2 separate regions of the Homo sapiens genome follow, and region 2 is linked to region 1. Evidence: chromatin loops called from intact Hi-C (ENCODE). Cell type or tissue: endothelial cell of umbilical vein. All regions are shown on one strand.

Evidence for each region. A loop is a pair of places that touch in the nucleus more often than their neighbours do. Peaks named below come from ENCODE experiments on the same cell type or tissue, not always from the same donor. Only the 100,000 strongest peaks of a DNase experiment are listed, where the experiment ranks them.
Region 2: it touches region 1 in a loop (18-fold over the local background); 47 of 110 quality-filtered maps call a loop at or near these places.

The regions. Positions count from the first base shown.
Region 1 is chr1:71,584,552-71,592,551 of GRCh38, forward strand. All of the region lies in intron 6 of NEGR1 (neuronal growth regulator 1), which reads right to left. Among named protein-coding and RNA genes, the nearest start is that of NEGR1-IT1, 250 kb to the right of the region's middle. In endothelial cell of umbilical vein, no CTCF peak of the experiment used is centred here; a DNase peak (open chromatin) is centred at 3,610.
Region 2 is chr1:72,033,982-72,041,981 of GRCh38, forward strand. The region is part of intron 1 of NEGR1 (neuronal growth regulator 1); the gene reads right to left. Among named protein-coding and RNA genes, the nearest start is that of NEGR1-IT1, 200 kb to the left of the region's middle. In endothelial cell of umbilical vein, a CTCF peak has its summit at 3,976 (motif pointing left); a DNase peak (open chromatin) is centred at 3,950.

The DNA.
Region 1 (8,000 bases):
GAAAGAAATCACAGCACAGAAGCGAAGATGATACAGTGGCCCAGACTTTGCCACCTTATTACGTGCTCAAACCATTGGATCCCACTTTAGATGGAGTCAAAATTACAGGGAACACAGTGCACGCTTGATAAGTATGCTCCAAGAAACTTCTCAGAAGTGCTGGGAAAGAAATATCTCACAGGACCTCCAAAAGGCTTTGTAAGAGAAAAGATCAGGAAAGTCATACTGAAGAAAGACTCTGTTAATCTGTTTTCTTTTGACTGGAAATGTTGGCATGTTTTCATTTTTACAAAGTCCTAATAGTCACAACGCCATATACTCAAGTCACATTTTGGCCTAATTAGTTATAGGATTAGAGCTGTGTGAAATAAAATAGCAAGCAAGAATGTCTATTCTAGTGCCTTTTTCATAGGTTACTGGCCAAGGTTGTTGCAACTGTGAACATAAAGGAAATTTCTCTGGAGAGTAAAATTCTGTGTAGAGATGACAAAATGATTAGGCCAGCAGTGCTCTTGAGCTAAGTTTTATGGAAACTCACTACAGAGACAAGCACATTAAGATGCATTTTTTTGTCGAATAAAAATAATTTTGAGTTCAATAACAAAAATATACAGAAGGTAAAAATATTGGCAGCACTTCTACTTTGTTAAGGAGTAAGTTTAACTTTAAAAAATAACAATCAATCAATACATACTATCTTTTAAACATGCATAGATTTCTTAGGATCTGAAAACATTACAGCTGAAAGGTAACATGGAGACTAGTTAGTCTAGTCCCCTCATATTATAAATTGGTATGCTGAGGCCAGGCAGTAAATTGCTATGGAGCTCTCCAATTTAAGGCCAGTTTGACTCCAAGGGTAGGGCTTCTAGTAAAATTTTGTGATTAAATTGGAAACTCTAATTTATTTTTCTATGTGTTTTTGGTACCTAATCCTCATAAGCAAGCCATATTTCAAGGCTGATCAATGACAACACCAAATACCAAAGCTTCCTTTCCCTTCCAAATTTACTGACCCTTTGTCAGCTGTGGGAAATGTATGTGCTGTACCAGTAGCTTGAAGATGCCACTGTCAAATTGCCTCAATCTGGGAGAAACACATCAGTAGAGTAATTAATCTTGTACAACCTCTCCATCTTTTTTTTTTTTTTTTTTTTTTTACTCATTACAAGTGAATGCTTATGTGCATGGCTGATTTAATTAATAATTGTAATAAAAAGGACAATATCATAATGATATACATAGTGCATTAACAAATGAATCAAAGGACCAGTGCTGCTAATTTGTCTATCCAGTGAAATAAAGTTACACAGTTATTCAGGTTATATAGATCTGTGCTTGCCTGTGTTTACCCTTCAACATTTGAATTATACATGAGAAGGACAGAAGAGGAAACCAGCATTTAATAGGCACTTGTTTTAGACTAGTAGTGTATTGGCCATTTTGCATGTCCTCTCATTTAATCTTCACAATAATCCTATAAAAATAATTTATTTTCCCCTATTTTATAGGTCAGGTGACTAAAGTATCTACAATCCTTCATGAAGGATTATAGTTTTAACTTGGATCTGCTCGATTCAAAGCTTTTGGTGTTCCACCTGTGTAGTGGGAAAAGCACTGGAACAAGGGTAGTAAAAACGAAATTCTAGCCCTAGTTATGTTGCTTGACTTTGGTCTCTGACTCATCCTATTTGGGTTTCAGTTTCCTCACCTATAAAGTGAAAAAACTGGTTTAGACAAGAAGTTTTCAAAACAAATTATTTGGAACTGTATGACACCTTGAGAGGCTTCAAGGCCGCTATGTAATGTGATGGGTAGGAAAATAAGATTTGTCTCCAACTTAACCAAACTAACTCCAGTTTTATCTTTGTTATACATTAAGAGTTTGCATAGGTTTTATTTGGAGGAATAAAGGGTTTCATTGCTTAAGAAAGTTGGAAGAATTGACTATGTAAAATCTGAGACATCTTCTAGCTCCAATTTCTGTCAATTGACAAACGTAACTAAAGCTCCGCTAACTGATATGTGGTTTTCACTAGAGGCAATTTGGTGACCTGGAGCACCATAAACTTCAACAGTCACTCTGACTGCTTCAGCCTGCTGGTTATCGTCTCTCCCATATGCCACTAAATGACCATTTGGTGTCTATCTTCTTGAAAATACATACATGTTCCAGGTATGAGATTGAAGAGGTAAAATATTCTCTTGCTTTACTCATACTACACTTCAGCAAATTTGTATACTTTCATGACTTATGTGATGATTATGTCTGTGTGTGTTATTTTTGTTTGGTAGAGAACGACTTGATAGGCCTGTGTAGCTGGATCAAATTCTGCCTACAACTGCAAACCTAATTTTTGTCAAATATTTATTACCAGAGCACCAAGGAAAGCCTTCTCATTAACATCTCAAAGCTGCGAGGATAAAGCAGGTTGTCTCACACAGCACTCTGTCTTCAATAATCACCAAGTCTAAATTTATTACTGCCTCTTTCAACCAAAATGAAAACCCCATCTCCTTTAAGTTGCAAGAGGAGAGATAAATTTCTATCTAAAATGGGAGTCATTCACATCTGTGGTATCACCTTTCAGGGTTCATTATAATAGGTAAAAGTAACAGAGCCCATACAGTTGCTTACTGGCATGTGGGAACATCTGAAGCAAGCAGAGAGCTGAAATATTACTTGCAAGGACACAGCTAGTTTCATATTCAACAAATCAGTTGAAAGGTACTGTTCGCTTGCATCGGTTGAATCTAACCAGGGAAAAACAGTTACATTACTCTCTCTTACTTTCTCCAGTAGACTCTTCCATTTCCTTTTGGATACTAGCTACTGACTTCTTTTTTATCTGAAAAGAAAAGAAGCCCATCACATTAAACAGGCTGGGAAGAAATTTTCTCTGATATGAAAGGAGACATTCCAGAAAGTTAAAAAGCCCTGACTGCATAAAGCATTTAAAATTGGGACTTCATTATTGTCTCCACAAGGCTGCTAAGGCAGGGAAAAGACAGTTTTGATCGGTCCTTTGAATGTGTTATGTGTAATATTTCTGAGACAAATGCTTTGTTACTTTGAATAAATGCATACACGAGTACACACACACACACACATGCACACACACACACACACACACACACAGATATCCCTATAGCATCATTAGGACTTGTAGAACCTATACTACAGTAAAGGATTTGACACTATATTTTTAGGTACACCTGAGATGGGAGTTTAGCATCCACACATCATAGCAATATTATCATTACCTATTTTGGGACTCTAAGCAATGAGTCTTCATCAATAGTGAGACTCAATTTGTACCAAATATTTCCATATATTAGGTCTCAGGAGAGGGTTGTATTAAACTAAGGCTGTGTAAATTCTAAGCACTTTGCTTATGCAGCTTTCTTCCATCTTAATTAATTCTATTTCCCTTTAGATGGCAAGTCTTTGAATACGTGTCTTATAATAAATATTTGTACTTTTGTGGAAGTGAGAAACAAAGCGTGTACAACATGTTTTACTTATAGAAATAACTATGTTTTACTGATTACTGAATTCCCACTAAAGTGATAGCATACATTTGATGAATTGAACCCATAGATGGCAGGATGGGACCACTCAGTTCATAGTCTTTAAAAAACAGACTTGGAAGAAACATTTTTTTAGTTGCTCATGTTCAGGAAGCAAAAAACGCACTGAAAAATAACAATAAAATAACAAATATCTTTGAATCCCCAATTTTTTATTTAATAAGAATTTTGCTATGAATAGTTGGCATACTGTCATCCATTATAAATTTTGTTAAAGCACTTCATTCCTGAGGGCTAATATACAGTGATCTGCACAATATTCTCTCTGCCTTTCCTTCTCTTCCCTTCCAATTTTGTACTTTTTACAACATAGAAATCTTTCAGGAATTTTTGGACAGAGAATCTAGAGGATGAGGGATCTTCATTGTATACTAGCTTTCCTGTAGTTTTTCCACCATAAAGTTTGCTTTCTCTTTATTTTAGAAAACATACATTTTTACCTTAAGTAATTTAAAGTAATTCTATTGATGAAATTACTAAAACCTCTACTTAAAATTATAGGTCCTCTTACAATTACTGCCTAAAGCCTACAGGCCATGGAAGATAAAGGGGTTTAAGTTGTCTTCATGTTAAATCAAAACTTTTGCTTATTTCCCTCGCACCCAAAGAAGATTTGAGAAAGAGGCAAACAAGCTGAAAATGATGGAGACTTGCAGAAAAACAGAAAACATTGCAAGTTCACTATAGTATAGTTCATCAAATGTTAGGGTGTTGTATCTTTGCGGATCAGGGAGCTGCTCATATACACACAGCCATTGGGCCTATTAATCAGAAAGCAATCCTAATCAGACCAGCAGCTAGACATAAAGGCATAACATCAGCCTTGTCTTCTTCTTTTCATAGCCTAACCTCTGAAAAGCGCAATTTATTATCCATGTCTCTATTTCCTCATCTATTTATTTAACCTTAATCCACAGAAATCTGGCTTCTACTCTCAGTTTTACACAGAAACTGCTCTGGCAAAGGTCACCAGTAACTAACTGCCCAAATGTCAGAGACAGTGGTTGATTTTCAGATGTTCCCTGAGTAGACGTAGCACAGGACAGTGCTGACTCTTCATTCTTCCTAAAATGGGCTGCTCTCACAGCTTTCACAGCACTCCACAGTGCTGACCCTCCTCAGGCATCTCCATCCACACTGAATTTGCTTGCTTCTGCAGGATGCTTCTCTTCCTAGGCTCACTCGATGCTAATTTTACTTGGATTTCTGTTCTTGGTAATCTTATCACTCTACATGGCTTCTATGAGAAGTCTCATTTACTCTCATGGCTGAAACTATCACCTCCATTCTGATAACTTTAAATCTATGTCTCCATTCTGGACTTTATACCCAGCTACCTATTAGACATTGCCTCAAACTAAAAATATCTAGAAATGACCTAATTTTTTCTTTTAATTTCTACCTCCTTTTAAAATCTAAAAACCTTAATTCTTTTCTTATGTACTTATTCTGGCTAATTTCATGCAAACTAAACATTAGCAGTTATCTAGATCCTTGCAACTCCCTTCCTTTTCTTGCCAGATTTGGTCATTAATGGCTATCTCCTAATTAGCTCTCAACTCTCTCACCTCTGCTACTCTTTTTGGTGCTATTACTATTATTGCTATTTTGCCTTTAGAATTAAAAGTTTAATACTGGGTTTAGCAGTCCACAATGCCTAAGAGTGTCTTTTGGAAACCAAATCTGTTTGTATCATTCCCTTGTTAAAATCCTTCCGTAACTCTCCAAAACCAGGATACAGCCAAAACTCATTTCAACTCTCTCATCTTCATCGTGTCAACTTGTCTACCCTCATCTCTCAATACTCTCCTTCTACCTTTTATTCTAGCCATTTTAAAGTACTATTGTGTCTTCAAATGTATTGAATTGTTTCATACTGCCATGTCTTTACATGAGCGGTTCAACACTAGAGTGCTTGCCTCTCTCTTTCTTCCATCACCATTCCCACACCCAGGCTCATCCTAATCACCTTTACCTCAAGGGGCATCTCCTTTATATTTTTCCCTGAGTCCTTGAGACTGACTGAGTTGATCATTCTCTTTTTTGTGTCACTATACTTTGTGCACATGATTGTTGTTGAATGAGCTCCTGCAAAGTTCTGCCCCAGAAAGTGAGATAGTCATTGCTAAGATGATGTTTTGAGTTGTACCTTAGATATAATTCAGATAGTGGTATTGGCTACTCTAGATAAAAGTTCTTTCATGACCCTTGAGACTATAGTAAGAGCACCTTCTCTGCCCCATTATGGTACCACTGACCTTATTGCATTATCGTTGCTTGCTTGACTGTTTCTCACTTCTCACTCATCTGAGAACTCCTTCAGGATGGGGTTCCAGTCCTACTCACCCTTTTCTTTCCAACATCTAGTGCCGTGCTTTGCCGGGTGTAGGCATTGTAGATAAAAGCTTAGAATCTGAAGCCAGATTGTCAGGGTTTAAGGTTTTGCTTTGTCACTAACCATTTGGCTTCAGCCACATTTATATTCTCTAAGTTTCCTTTTCTAGAAGAGGAGAATTACAGAATCTAGCTCTTTGGATTTTGTGAGAATTAAATGAACAAGTTTATATAAAAAATAAGAATAGGGTCTGTTTCAGAGTAAGCTAACAATGTGCTATTTGTAATTACAGTCATATTGCCTTGTATCTGTAGAGGTTACAAGTACAAATTCTACAGCTAAAACTCATTCACTCATTTATTTATTCATTAATCCATCCATTCATTTACTCAATGTTTAATTCATTTATTCACTAAAGATTTACTCCTTGCTTATTAAATAGCAGGTGCTGTGCTTGGTGATATGGGAAATAAAATAACTAATCAGACATAGATCCTGTCTTTTTAAAGAACTTATAATTTGATGGAGAGATGGAATATATATAAAAATAACTATAAGACAAAATAAAAATGCTTAGTGCAGTAAGAGCTTCAGATGAGGTCATACCAGGGGTTCTGAATATATGAACATTTTTTCAAACTCCCAGGGCTATGTTCATAATTACAGACAAGATTTTCACATTTGCCTTTATTAACAAATTAATCAAATTGTATGTACTTAATAGCACCTCAGCATACAGCAAGTCAATGGCAGAGAGAGATGATGAGAGTCTCTTCTGAAGGCACTACGTTTAGAAGCCTTTTCAGCACTATATTATTTCCAGACATTTGTGTTAAGATTGCCAGAGTAAAACAAATGTTTACACAAGTGGCATTTGTTCCTAATTTTTCACATTCATTAATGTTTCAGTTTTGAAAATCAGAATGTAATTTAGAAATTTAAATAGCAAAACGTAATATGTTATTAAGCCTTAAATTTTTCTTTACTTTGCCGTGTTAATTCATTTATTCTTTCAAGTGCTTGAATATTTAAACCATTTAAAATATTAATAATATACCAAAGAAGTATCAATATTTACATTAAGTTGGAATTCACACTGCTTTATAATATTTTCAATGGTTTATATTATTCATAATTTCACTAAATAAATCATCCTCATGGAAGGAACTTAAGCAAGCATATTATACTATAACTATTGCATGGCAAGCAATGTTTTTCTTTCAAATCGAGTGCTAAAGGATATTAGGCTGGGATAATAAAAGATGTAATATAAACTGATATGTTTTATTTCACATCAGCATTCTTAAATTATGGTAATGTAAAGCTCATAAATCATGGAAACTTATTACAGTATATTTTTAAGTTGTAGGAACATCATATATCCCATCCCCATTTCTGCAAAACAGAAATGATATTTATGATGAACTATACAATATTTGCATTTTTCAGAGATAGCTTACTATAACAAGATCGTAAGACAAATATACATTTGTCAAGTTACCATAAAATATTAACTCTAAGAGATAAGGATAATTCAGATAACTTTGTGGCACTGAAAAGACAGTATACTCTCTCTAGTCTTCTTTGAACATTTTGAGAAACATTTGATTTCAAAATTAAGAATATTTTGTGGCTGCAACAATTTGTTGGTTACTCAGCTTCTAAACAGCAGTAAAATTAATTATAGGAGGAAACATTCATGGAGGTTTCTAGCCTTTTACCCGATCCTTGTGTTTGTGCTTCTTTATTAATTTTTAGTCCTTAGGAAGTAAGATACATTAGAAATGTAGTATTTATTTGAATAAAATCTTAAGTTTTATTTTAAAATACAATTTTGAGTAAAAATATTATCTATATGGATAAAATATTTTGTCCATGATCATTTACTTACTGTTTCATTTTATGTATGGCTTGTGAAATTCTGGCTACCCCAAGATGAATGTTTTATGAAAACCAACCAAGAGTAAATTCAAGCCATGTTAATCTATACTTCAAGAATATGCAATACATTTAAAAAACAACAAAATCTCACCAAATCTACTGACTTCAGCCAAAAGACACTTTTTCAGTTAGC
Region 2 (8,000 bases), 450 kb after region 1:
ATAAGAAAACCAACAAAATTCTGTCCTCTTTTTAAAGAATTCATATCTCAGTTACTGCAGGTATTTCAGGAAGGTGAAACAGGATCTGACTGTTTTCTTGTATTCTTATTTGTTAGTACAGCAGCCATGTAGCACAATCAACTTGAGTTAAATGTGTAGAATTTTTTTTGGTTGCTTTTTATATAAAATTATCTTCAGAATCCTCTTATTTGTAAATATTTGGCCAGTTACAATACATAGTGGTCCTCGCCAAAACCACACAGGTGTGTTACTTCCCTGTAGTACTGTTTTATTTCTTTAGCCCTTGGAAAACACCAGAAGGGGTTCCATTGTGCATGCAGGTGTGATCACCCACTGTGGAATATAAATTGTATATCTTTTTAGATGAGCAGGAAAGGGAAGGGAAGAATGTTGAGTATTTACTTCTTTGCTTGCTACTAATTAATTTGGTGTCTAACTCGGGGAAAATCACAAGCTTTACATGCCTTGGTTTCTCTCTTCTGATAAAGGTATTCCATTTATTTTACATCCACAGGACCTTATTTTGTGATAATATAGTAAACAGAATGCCAAATAGATAAAGCAGGTAAAAAAATATCTTTTGTCCATAAGAAATTGAAATATTAGTGGACAATTGCTGCCACTTCCCTGACTCAAAAGGCTCATTAATAGGTCACAAAAGGCCTTTGCATTCTCTGAACCTTATTGCAGAGTGAACAGTAAGAAATCAGAGTAGGTGATGATAGTTTACGAATGATTTTCACAACATGACCATAATACAGGAGTTATTAAGAAATTATTTTTAGTCAGCTTGAAAGGGTAAAAGTTATTGGTGGAATTTTCCTTTAATAAAACGCAGCCCCAAACCATTTTTTCGCTAACAGGAAGCAGCCTGATAGATATGCAAACTAGGAGCTTTTATATGTAAATGCCAGCAGCTGTACCTGGAAGCCAGGTACATTCAATATGGCAGTTCTCACTCTCTTCCTTGTCACCACGTTTATGGTGTCATGGCAGCCTCCAGGGAAAACCACATGTACAGGCATTATGGCCACGCCTGGTAGAGGCCACATTTGCATAATAAAAGACTAGGGTGGGAGGGCCAGTCTTTTCTCGGCTATATAAATGGCATACCTGGTCAAACCCATCCCCTAGGACCTATGTAAATCAATCACTGCCTCCTCAAACCTCTGTAGGAAATCGATTGCATTCTGCCGCAAACCGGAGACCCTCTCTCGGGCTACCAGCTTTCTCTGCATGCGGAAGCCTTTTCTCTGTCTTCTTTTTGTCTATTAAACTTTCTGCTCCTAAACCCACTCTTCCTGTGTGTCCGTGTCCTGAATTCTTTCTCAACTATGACAAAGAACCAGGGCATATACCTGAGACAATGGAGCCGTTTCAACCGGATTGGGATTACATCCTCCATTATTTCACTGACTTAAGTATCACTTCCCTTTGTTTAAACATAAAGACAGAGGGCTCAGAAAGCTTGAATGTTTGTTTAAATTCAAACAGCTACTAAACATGGCATTCAGACTCAAAAGCTTAAGTTTTAGACTTTGTGTCTAGAGTTATTTCTACAGAATATGACATAGAAGTGAGTATGAATGTATAATCACACATGGTTAAGTGGAGAGGCAGGGATCTCAGTGGTACCTTTGGGTGAAGCATACTCAGAAAGAAAATGTTTAAATGGCATAAAGCCTTCCATAAAAATGAAAATCCCTATCATGAATTGATGATGTCTATGCAGCAGATCTTGTGCTTGGCAGCTTATTATTTCATTAAATCTGCACAAAAACTCAATGAGTTTAGGTCTTTTTACAGCCCCAATTTTACATATGAGTAAATAGAAGCTCAGAAGTTAAAATGCTCTGGAAAAGCTCACATGGCTCTTGAGAAGGTAGAATTAAGATCATTTCATATTTCCCCTTTCAGTTAGGAGAGTTCTTCCCATATCTCACTCGTTGTATTGTAATAGTTTCACAAATCACAGATAGAGACATTTAGAAATAACTTTGAACATAAATAATTGCATTATAGTTGAAATGTGTACAGGCACGTGATTCAAAATTTGTTTACTCAGATACCAGAACTATTTGATTCTTTCAAATACCATGCCTACAATTCACAGTTTTTAGAATTACACTGTGATTTAGCATAAGTACATTTCAGTGAATACTGAGGCAATGCCTTTGGAAGAGAATTGTTTACAGCAATCTATTTTCCTAGACTGATTGCCTAGATATTTCATATAGCTTATTTATTTATATAGATGTGAATTTAGCTTTGAAATATAAAACCCCATGGGGCTTTACATGTGTGTAAAGCCCTCCTAGGCTATAGTAGGAAAAAATGTGCACACTACAAAGGTACAATTAAAAGCCATATTGGCTGGGCACGTTGGCTCACACCCATAATCCCAGCACTTTGGGAGGCTGAGGCGGGCAGATCACCTAAGGTCAGGAGTTCGAGACCAGCCAGGCCAACATGGTGAAACCCTGTCTCTACTAAAAATACAAAAATTAGCTGGGCATGGTGGTGCGCGCCTGTAATCCCAGCTACTAGGGAGACTGAGGCAGAAGAATCTCTTGAACCTGGGAGGCGGAGGTTGCAGTGAGCCGAGATTGCGCTATTGTACTCCAGCCTGGGAGACAGAGCGAGACTCCATCTCAAAAAAAAAAAAAAAAGCAATATTAAATTACACAAATGGAAAATTAAAGATGTATATTCATTTGAAAAACATCTATTATATATTAAGAAGTTTTTACTGATCTTTAACTTTACATATATATATGAATTACATATAGAAAAAAAGGACACTGTAAATAGGCCAAAATAACTGCAAATAATCAATATGGTTAATTTCTTTTTGTTTTTGCAACAAGGTGAGATATAAATATATATATCAGTGTAAAATGTGTGGCACAAGGTAGAGAAAAACAGTAAAATAAGAGCTTTTAAAAATGGATGATGTAAATCCTATATTTTTTAGTAGCCTAGAAAATCATAAGTATCTTAGACACTTGTCAGATCTATTTGATGGAACAAAGTTAATAATTGTACTTGGGATGTTGCTCTTACCTATGAGAACATCCTATGACTTCTACATTTATCACTGTTGTAAATAAATTTGTATCTGGATTTTCACCTTAAATATTTTCTTCTTCCTTTGATTTTTAAGTATAAAATTTAGGAAACAGTGAGACTGACTCTGTACTATAGATTTCAAAGAGATGTTGGAATAGATATTTAGTAGAAAAATTAAAAATAAAGCTTAAGACCATGTTACAAAAGATAATTGCTACATCGCCTACTAATATATTGAGTGCCTACTATATTCCTGGTACTGCTAACAATTCATAGTCATCTCATTTAATCTTTACAACATTATGAAGTCAATATTATTGTTATTCCTACTTCACAAATGAAGAAATCTGGCACTTAAGCCACATAATTAATAACTGATAGAGCCAGGAAATAAACGTGGGCAATTAGAAATTAGAGACAGAGTTCTTTTTATCCATCATTAACCAATTGTGCTGTAGAAATTCTTTGGGAAGCACTCTGCCTTTCCAAGTTAAACTATAACTGCCTTCGTTGTCATTTTTTGTCATGCTTTCCTTCATCATTAACATGTAGAGAGCAAATAACAGAATTAAATAATTTTATATTCAGAATTAAGCCATAAACTATTTCATGAATATCTGTTTACAAGTTTTGACTTAATCTGGATCATTGCAAACATCTGAATCTATTTCCATTAGGTGTGACAAATATTTCATTTTTATTTAATATTATGCAACATGTAAAAATGTAATGCAACTCTAATAGTAGAAGTACTTCCAGGATATACTATTAGCCAGGTCGCTTATTTTTATTTGCACCATGAACCACCTGTAATTAACAGAGCACCATTCTTGGTGTTTATGACCATCACTCAAAGTTGCTGCCACCTGCTGGTGGTATTCTTTACACTCATAAAAGAGCTAAAGTTTCTGTTGCTAAGCATATTTTCTAGCATTAATGATTCTTAACCATTTTCTAAATACTATGGTCTCATATATCAGGACTTAGTAAAAGTGTCACATAATTTGGAAGTGATGTAGCAAGGCTTAAAAGGTTTAAAGCCTAAATCTAACCAAAGATGTTAGCCACTACGTTATAGTGGCTTCCTCCTTAGAAAAATCTTTAAATAAGTCTGTTATATCCATGCTTTTGAATGTTCTGCAGTTGCACATACGATTAGGTCATTTTACATGCATTGGTAAGGATAAATATCTACAATGTAGTATTTAAAACCCAGTGGCAAGACATATGCCTAAATATGATTATATTTGTTAAAACAAGTTAAAGTTTAACATGTTTAAGCTGAGATTGGGGCTGGATATATTCTCATAAGAAGTTCATATTTCTTCCACCATGCCATGATGTTTCAATAAAAAGTAGTTTTCAAGGTCAAGGAAGTTACTCAGTAAGAAAGGTTACTTAGCTGAGATACTTACTGTGTTCTGTCAGTGAGTATGCAAGCTCAAGCATATTATTTTTTAAATCTCTTCTGCATAATAACTCCATTTGCAAATGATTTCTGTTCTAAAAACATCAGCGTACAAAGATAAAAGAGATCATTTCTGTCTTCAAAAAGCTTATAATCTTTTAAAATAATCACTTCATTAGTTCACAGTGATGGTAGTTGAAGCTAAGCACACAAAGACCTTTGTGTTCCAAGAAACAACATTAGAAAGAGATAGAAAAGATGTTAATATGGATGCTCCATGAATCACCATATTTTAATAAAATAAATGAATTCCAGTGCAACACTGAGTACAAGGTACTGAGTATAAGACACTGATAGGTTCTTAAGGTATCACCATTCAGGTAATCAAAGAGCTCACTACTGAGCAAAGGAGAACCCTCACATCTAACAATGATATGAGTCAGATTGTGATAAATTATCTAATATGAATATAAACAAAATAAAATGTGAGTACATGAAAAAGAAAATTTCGCAGAAGGAAAGAATGAGGGCAGTAGAAGCTGACTTGGATTTTGAAGAATTACTAGGATCTCTTTAGGTAGCCAGGTAGGAAATGGCCATTTTAAACCTACAGAACAGAATGAGTCAAGGCATGGAGGTAGAAGAGATTGTGAAAAGTTCAGAGAAACAGCAGATTATGCAATGTAATTATAGTTCAACGTGTATTAAGAGGGCAATATAATAAAATAATGTCTATTTGATGCTGAAGGAATGTGAATATTGTGCTAAGGACATTAGCTTCTTCCTGTAAGCACTGGGAAGCCATTGAAATTTCTGATCAGGTACATGATGTGGGCATATAAGTGTTTCAAAATTACCAGGTAAGCACAATAAGGAATAGATTCGTAGGTGTGGAGATGCCACTAAAGAAGTCCAGAGAAAAGACCCTGCTAGTAACAATAGACAAGTAAGCAGGAGAACATGTATTTCAGTAGTCTCTTGGTAAAGTAATAAAATGAATAATTACATTTCTTCAGGTTTCTAATATTCCAGCATTACCCATTTTGCATTTAACAGTAAGAACCCTCCAAGTGTTGGAGAGAAAAAAACAACAAAATTATTTGTATTTCCCGATACCAACTCAATATTGGGATCAAGAAGATGTTGGAGTTTTTACTATGCAGAATCCCTGATGAACATAAAGGATAAAAGAGAAACCTTCAGGAACTTGATAAGAGGAATGAATATGAGGTCAAATAATAAATACTCAAGGACTAGTTTCTTGTATTAAGTGCAAATACCAATAGCATGCCAAGAATGTGGCGAGAAGGGCTGCAGAAATCTGGAATTTTTCATGATCAGAGGGGTCTAAAGATTTATTCAGTTTAACTTACACTGATAATCATTGACCATTTTGGCAATCTATTTGAGAAGTGTTTCTGATGATATAGAAAGCTGGATGTAGGCACTTAACTCAAAAACGTATTTTCTATATATTCTGAAGTGAAGGAAAAGTGTAGTATAAAATGTACACAGCTGTGATAAAAAATACGTGTCTAATGTGAGGCTGAGAATAAACAATATACTGACATATACAAAACCTTCAATAATTATCCTTCCTGAAAAATTAAATACTTATACCACATATCATTACATTTAGCCATGTGTTATGTACATGATTCTCTAGTATGTATTACAATTCTCAAGCCCCAAATATATTTGGAGTTTCTTGATGGCAAAGCTTTGTCATAGTCTTCCCCCGAATCCCGCATCGTAACTTAAAGGTGCTAGAGAACAATACAAGCCAGATAAACAATTGTTACATTAGAGGAAAGAAAATTCTGTGTTGAATCTGCAATAGAAATAGACAAGAGCATCACAGTAGCTTGGAGTCACATAGAATGAACCATTCTACAGTATTATTCCCTATGAGGACTGCATTCACAGAGCACAGAAGCCAGCACTTAAGCACCTCTTAAATAAAAACACCTTCTTGAATGAATTGGCAACAATAGACCTTGAGTATAAAATGGAAATGGAATAGATGCTGATTATTACGAAGTTGTCAGCCTGCTAACCCTCGGCAGTTAAATTGGCAAGCACAGTAAGAGCACTGACCAAAAAAAAAAAAAAAAAAAAAAAAAAAAAAAAAATCAGAGAATAAGTCCATCAACTGGGAACCTTACTGAAAGAAAAGGAATTGGGTTTGTGTGTGTATGTGTATGCAGGAAAGAAGTAAGACCTAATGACTATTTCAAGGTTCTTGAAATGAAATATGTGACTAAGGATGTGCAGATTATGATAAACATAAAAGAAAACAACAATTGAAGTTGTAAAAAATAGCACTTTAAATTTGGTTAAAAATTAAATCCAATTCAAATATTGTCTTGCAACCATTTCCAGGACATCAATTTTATAATCTTCAACATTCCTCTGTCCACCAAAAACTATGAGTTAAGGTAGACCCAATCAGAAGCACTCTATCCCTCTCCAGACATCAACCTAATAACCTGTTTTCTGTTTAGGTTCATCCATATGTCATTGTAAGTAACCAATGTCAATAGTTCTTAATTGGAATTGTAACAAAAGACAAATTTGTTTGAGAATATCAATTTCCCTATAGACAAAGTACCACTAATTCAATCTAAAAGTTAAATTAAGCATAAAACATTTAAAAATATGCTATATGTATGCCAATTTAGGGTTGGCCATCAATTCTTTGTATACCTGTTATTTGTAATAAATTGATTCCCAGTCCTATTGTCCTAATCATTTGTCCTTTGTTTCCCTCTTCCATTTCTTCAGGTCCTCTTCCAATAGATTTTACAGGGATTTACAAATTTCCTTTACAGGGGTTTAATGCTCGGTTAATATATAGCTTTGGTATTTTGGTGTCTTTATTATAAATATTCAGGATTTTACACTTTTAAAAATATTATTCCTAATTCATTCCTTCTCTTTTCTTCTGTAGGCTTTTTTTTTTTTTTTGTCTCCTAAAGTTGCACGTTCCATTAAAGTGGGAGTTTTCTGTCTTGAATTGTTTGTGTACTCAAGGACTTAGGACTAAACAGTGGGTTAACAACTGCACCCCCACAAAGAGACAGGGTAAGTCACCTATGTGGTAGTACTTTCAAGAGAACAGTCAAATATGGTTTTGTGACCCTCCGTACCTCAAATCCCACTTGTGGGTATAAAATGATTTTTGTTGAAATGATTTATGTTATGTTAAAATGATTTATGTTGAAAAGACTAGATGGATATATATATACACACACATATATATATATATACCCATGACATGAGGTAGAGATGCACCCCATAGGCTTACAAGTATTTCTTAAATATATATGTAATATTTAAAATATACATTATATATATTTTATATATATTATATATTTTATAAAATATAATTTTATATATTTACATATAAATATATATTTGAGTTTCAAATATATATTACATGTTTATATATAATATATATTTGAGAGTCTCAAATATATATTATATATAAATATATAATACA